Linked DNA regions of Homo sapiens: region 2 is linked to region 1. The links are chromatin loops, found by intact Hi-C in ENCODE. Cell type or tissue: endothelial cell of umbilical vein. All regions are shown on one strand. Links, peaks and the distances in the headings refer to the core of each region. The heading gives the core; the rest is flanking DNA. Region 1 overlaps CAMK1D (calcium/calmodulin dependent protein kinase ID). Region 2 has its middle 120 kb from the start of MIR548Q.

What was found. A loop is a pair of places that touch in the nucleus more often than their neighbours do. Peaks named below come from ENCODE experiments on the same cell type or tissue, not always from the same donor. Only the 100,000 strongest peaks of a DNase experiment are listed, where the experiment ranks them.
Region 2: it touches region 1 in a loop (4-fold over the local background); 5 of 110 quality-filtered maps call a loop at or near these places.

What each region holds. Positions count from the first base shown.
Region 1 is chr10:12,718,796-12,721,711 of GRCh38, forward strand. The region is part of intron 3 of CAMK1D (calcium/calmodulin dependent protein kinase ID); the gene reads left to right. Among named protein-coding and RNA genes, the nearest start is that of MIR548Q, 5.1 kb to the right of the region's middle. In endothelial cell of umbilical vein, for the core only: no CTCF peak of the experiment used is centred there; DNase peaks (open chromatin) are centred at 776 and 1,786; H3K27ac peaks cover 1,505 bases.
Region 2 is chr10:12,843,680-12,846,595 of GRCh38, forward strand. No RefSeq gene overlaps it. Among named protein-coding and RNA genes, the nearest start is that of MIR548Q, 120 kb to the left of the region's middle. In endothelial cell of umbilical vein, for the core only: no CTCF peak of the experiment used is centred there; a DNase peak (open chromatin) is centred at 1,632; H3K27ac peaks cover 1,802 bases.

The DNA of each region.
Region 1 (2,916 bases), core at 254-2,753:
TTTTTCTCTCTACTAACCATTTTCTACTGAGCACACCGTACCTTATCAGTCTCATAACTGGGCCACCTAACTCTCCCTAAGACAGCACTAGGAGTTGACACCCAGAGAATCTGTAAGTCATGTACTGCTCATCTAACGAACAGTCCCTGCTAGCCTTGCCTGCTTCTTTTGCATAGACCCCACTCTTGGGCACTTCCACATCTGCTAAGTCCACTGAAACCCAGTGGGGTAGATTCATCTCATCAAAAAGAAATAGAGACAAGGTACGACAATTACACGATTTTTGACCGAAGGTTCTCATGGGAAGTTCCCCATTAAAATTGTTATAGAGGCCGGGCACAGTGCTCACATCTGTAATCCCAGCACTTTGGGAGGCTGAGGCGGGTGGATCACCTGAGGTCAGGAGTTCGAGACCAGCCTGGCCAACATGATGAAACCCCGTCTCTACTAAAAAGACAAAAAGTAACCAGGCGTGATGGTGCATGCCTGTAATCCCAGCTACTTGGGAGGCTGAGGCAGGAGGATCACTTGAACCTAAGAGGTGGAGGTTGCAGTGAGCCGAGATCACACCAACTGCACTCCAGCCTGGGCAACAGAGTGAGACTGTGCCTCAGGAAAAAAAAAAAGAAAAGAAAAAAGAAAACTGTAAAAAGAATTTCCCTCATTTCATGAATGCACCACCCTAGGTCTCTTGTATCAAGAGAAATCTGGGAGGAAACACTTTCCTGGCGCCTGTGGGCAGGGGTGAGGCAGGAAGGAGTGAGTAGGCTGGATTGAGCAATCTTCAACAGAATCCTGTTTCACTTTTTAGGGTTAGAGCCACTTTGCACTAACCTTTCCACTGACAGAACCACTCACTAGGAAACTGAAGGAACTCAGGAAGAACCCAGTGCCAGCACTGAACCACTGCGTCCCTGCCACTCTTACTCCTCCTCCTTCAGGGAGCACTTTTTACCTGGCAAGGCTGTTTCACAGTTATCCCAGGATGAAACCTATGGATAACACTCTTTTAGCAGGTGTAGAGACTAGAAAATAATTGCTCATCGCATCCCAGCCTTTAGATTCCAGTCCTCTGGGAAGTGTGGTTGAGAAGGGGACAGTTGCGAGCAATCCAGCTCGAGTTTTAGCACACAGAAGAATTACCTGAGGGTATCACTAAAGCAAAGGTTGCTGGGCCCTGCCTTCTGAGATGCTGATTCAGTGGGTCTGGGTAGGAAAGGAGGCATGAATTTGCATCTAGAACAAGCTCCCATGTGATACCAAGGACTGGTCCAAGGACAACCCTTTGAGTAGCAAGACCTTTAAGAACATGCTTCTAATACCCAGCTGTTGTCACCTGGAAGGAGGGATGCCTTTGGAGGTGAACAACAGAGCCACTCAAACGCTTTTCCATCTGAACCACAGAGGACTGGATGTCACTCAGGACTCATGACTTGAATTAGGGTATAAAAGAACCCAGCCTGGTCCGTCTGCAGAATTCCTAGCGAAGAGTCACTCTTGGGGTATCAGTGAGAGAAGAGGCTGGGCATCAGAGCATCATGGAGACAATGTGCCTCTTGGTCTTAGGCCTTCATTTACAGATGATTTTAGACAGTCCCATTAAAGACACAGTTCCCTTGAACTTCACAGACATGCTGAGTGATGACAAACCTTGGCAGGTCTGTGACCAGTTTCTTCCAACAAGTTACTTCTAGGCATTCCTACTAATCTTTCAACCCACTCATTGCTTAAGGGTAATAAGATCTAGAGATGACGTGGTAGATAAGACTGTTGACACATTCTCTAATCTTAGCTAAGCAAACAGAGACTCATTGTCCCAAGCCAGTGGCTGGCACAGTGCCCTGAATGTCTTAACAGAGTTTGACAGGGAAATAGGAGCCCTTCAACCCTTTTTTGAGATTGAAACTACAAGAGTGAGAAGATTATTTTTCCCTCTCGAATGGCCCCGAAGAATCAATAAGGATTCAAGGGTTTTCCTCTCCACGGTAAGGAGATTGTTCTTGGCAAGTTATGCTGAGAAGCCTGTTGTGTGCCTTGTCCTCCCTCAGTCATTTCAGCCTTAGAATTGAATTAACTGCAGGCCCAAGGACATAAATGAACCACGTGAGTCATTTTTCAAAAGTGAACGACAGGGCACCTGTCTTCTGGAATTGGTGAATCCATTCAGCGGAGACTCTTGACAAGGCTTTGTGTGAGATGATATAAATAGGCCCTGACCTGCAGGGCTTTTGTTGTCTTTGGGTGAGATAGAGACATTTGTACACAAATAATCACAAACTGGCTAAACTGTGCCACGTGATTAGCAAACATGCGCATGCCCAATCAGCGAGATCTTCACGGTCAAGGGGCTAATGTCTAGAGAAGCTTGGACGTACAGAATAGCGTGGCCGTTAGTCTTATATCCTGTCGTGGTTCCCCACACATTTCAATTACTCGATAAGTAATTCGAGACCAGTCACAGGCTTTTTTCTCACTTAATGGACAGCCTTGATGAGGGCTAGCAATTTCTTCACTTCTTGTTCCAAATATAACCAACTTATAAAAACACCTTCTGGAACTCCATACAGGGAAGAATAGGATTTAATCACAGGAAATGTATCGGCGGGCTGTGCATTACTCAATTTAGCACTGTTGGGAGCAGATCAAAATCTGGGATCCATGGTATTAGATGGCTCCAAGCTTCAAAATTTTGTGTTCTTTCACTGGCTACCATCCACCATCCATCCATCCATCCATCCATCCATCCATCTATCCATCCATCCAAAAAATATTTACTGAGCAGCTACTAGGTGCCAGGGCCTTTGTAGGCATCAGGAATATAGTAGTGAACAAAATAGACAAGGACCCTGTGCTCACAGAGCTTATTACCTAGCAGAGGGTAACCCGTAGTAACAGGTACACACATGCATGAACTAG
Region 2 (2,916 bases), core at 270-2,769, 120 kb after region 1:
CAAAGAGAGACAGGGGCAGACTGGGCTATCTCTTCCTCACTATGCTCATGGCTGGACATCCAGCTCCTAACCCTCTGGCCACCCTCAAACCCAGCCCGAGTAGGTGAAAAACTTAGGCCTCTCCACTCGTCTCTCCCCCACCTTCTCAGGTGAGGCGTTTTTTATTCAACAAAAATTTCTGGGCCAGGCACGGTGGCTCAGGCCTGTAATCCCAGCACTTTGGGAGGCTGAGGCAGGAGGATTGCTTGAGCCCAGGAGTTCAAGACCATCCTGAGCAAACATAGTAAGACCCCATCTCTACAAAAAAATAATTTAAAAATTAGCCAGATGTGGTAGTGTGTGCCTGTCGTCCCAGCTACTCAGGGATCTGAGGTAGGGGAATCTCTTCAGCCCAGGAGGTCGAGGCTGCAGTGAGCTATGATCATACCACTGCACTCCAGCCTGGGCAACACGACGAGATCCTGTCTCTTAAAAACAAAGCAAAACAAACAAAACAAAAAAACACCTGGCCAGGTGCAGTGGCTCTCGCCTGTAATCCTGGCACTTTGGGAGGCAGAGGTGAGCAGATCACCTGAAGCCAGGAGTTCAAGACTAGCCTGGCCAACATGGTGAAACCCCGACTCTACTAAAAATACAAAAATCATTCAGGTGTGGTGTTTGGTGCCTGTAGTCCCAGCTACTCCAGAGGCTGAGGTAGGGGAATCTCTTGAGCCCAGGAGGTCAAGGGTACAGTGAGCTATAATCACACCACTGCACTCCAGCCTGGGCGAAAGAGCAAGACTCTGTCTCAAAAAAAAAATCTGAGGACCTCCTACGTGTCAGGCAGGCCCTGTCCTAGGCACTGAGGATGGATACGGCAGTGGGGAACACACACACCCATCCCCCACCTCACTTCAGGTCTTCCAGACCTTTTCTATATGTTGGAGCCGTAGACACCATTAGAAGAGCTGGACTTTTGCGACCACCATCCTGTACAAAGATTGTTTCTAGGTTGAAGAAGCTGTAAGTGAGCTTTCTACTTTCCAGAGGCAGGCAGTACCAAACAGCCTTTCCCAGACGGGGGACCCCATGAATCTCTCACCAGAGACCCCACACAGGCACCTGGGTTAGAGTGCATGGAAGAGTTCTGTGGAAACGCTGTCTGGGATCTAACACCACCAGACATTGTCCAGCCATGTCTCATCACAAGCCAGAAACTCCCCCTGCTCCTCAAGCTGTCCCTCCCCCACATCAGCCACAGAGGGGGAGACTGGAGAGACTGGGTGGTGGTCCCGGATGTGCCACTAGCGTGCTATGTGATCTTGCATAGTTCATTCCAACTTTGTCCTTCTGTGTCTCACTCATATAATGAGGGGTTTGACAACAAGATCCCTGAGGTACCTGCTTGCTCTTTAAAATTCTCTGGCACCCAGACACAGCCCAAGTTCCAGTGAAAACTGCACTGAGGTCCAAACCCCTGCTGCATTTTGCTCTTTGCCTGGAAAAGGGTGTTGCCGTGTCAGCCATACCCTGTTTACTTCCTGAGAAACATGGAGAAAAGTCTCCCTTGAATCTGTGAATTTCAGGTTTTTTCAGAGTTGGATCCCAGCCCGGAGCAGGGAAGAGCGTGAGGTAAAATTGTTCGAGTCGTCCAGAAATGCACATTTCCTGCAGTTTCTTTCCAAGTCTGGTGCTAAATGAACAAGCTCGAATGTGAACATGAACAAGGATGACTCAGGCGTAGAGAATGTTGGTAGCACGACACTGGCTGTAAATAATGGCAATGAAGGGACTTTTCTGACCCATTTGTTGACAAAAGATGGTAAGAGGTATTAATCTAGTTCAGGGATATCTAAACAGTTTTTGTTGTGCATCCTTATGATAAAATATTTTTGAACATTGTGCTCTGAATAGATGAATATTTATATTTCTGGAAATTATAGGCATATACTATACCTACTTATGAACATATAAAACATACACAAAGAAAGAAAATTAGAAGGACAAGACCAAGATAAAAGAAACTGTTCAGTAGAACAAAATGTTTATCTTTGTTACATTCATGTCATCTTGGGTTTTGTTATTTTTATGTTTTTGTTTGTTTGTTTCTTTGTTTTTTTGAGACAGACTCTTACTCTGTCGCGCAGGCTGAGTACAGCGGCGCAGTCTCGGCTCACTGCAACCTCCGCCTCCTGGGTTCAAGTGATTCTTCCACCTCAGCCTCCTGAGTAGTTGGGATTATAGGCAAGTTTTGTTATTTTTTTAATCGTGATTTAAGACTTTGTAATACAGCAATTTGAAAACCTGATTTCAAGTCTAGTTTACTTAAATTTTTTTTTTTTTAAGAGACGAGGTTGTTCTGTCACCCAGGCTGGAGTGTAGTGGTGCAATTATAGATCACTGTAGCCTCGAACTCCTGGGCTCAAGTGATTCTCCCATCTCAGCCTCCCTCATAACTGAGAATACAGTTGTGCATCGCCACACCAGCTACCTTCTTGGGTTTTGTGCTGTTGTAATGGAAAAAGTCATAACGCAAAAATACATATATCTAAATGAAAGAAGTCTATTTTGGAGGTGCTTTTCATTAGGGACATGAGCATATGCAAATTGGAAACTGACAAGGTTGAAGGTAGGGATTTCACAGGTGCTTCCTTCCTTCTCTCCCATCTCCTCCATCTCCTCCTCCTACCCTTCCTGCCAAGGATCTTTGTACCCCTCTAAATCGTGTTACATAAACAAGTAACTGTGACCCATGTTCAAACAGTTCCTCCAAAGACCCTATTTCTCTGTAACACAATGAGTTAATGTTTATATTTAACTCTTAATAAAGACCTAAATTTTTTGAAAACTCATAAATGAATGGAAAATATATACCAGTGTCTTTGTTTTGGTTAGGCAGTCTTAGGAGCTTGGAGCTTCAGACCGCTAGAGCCATGG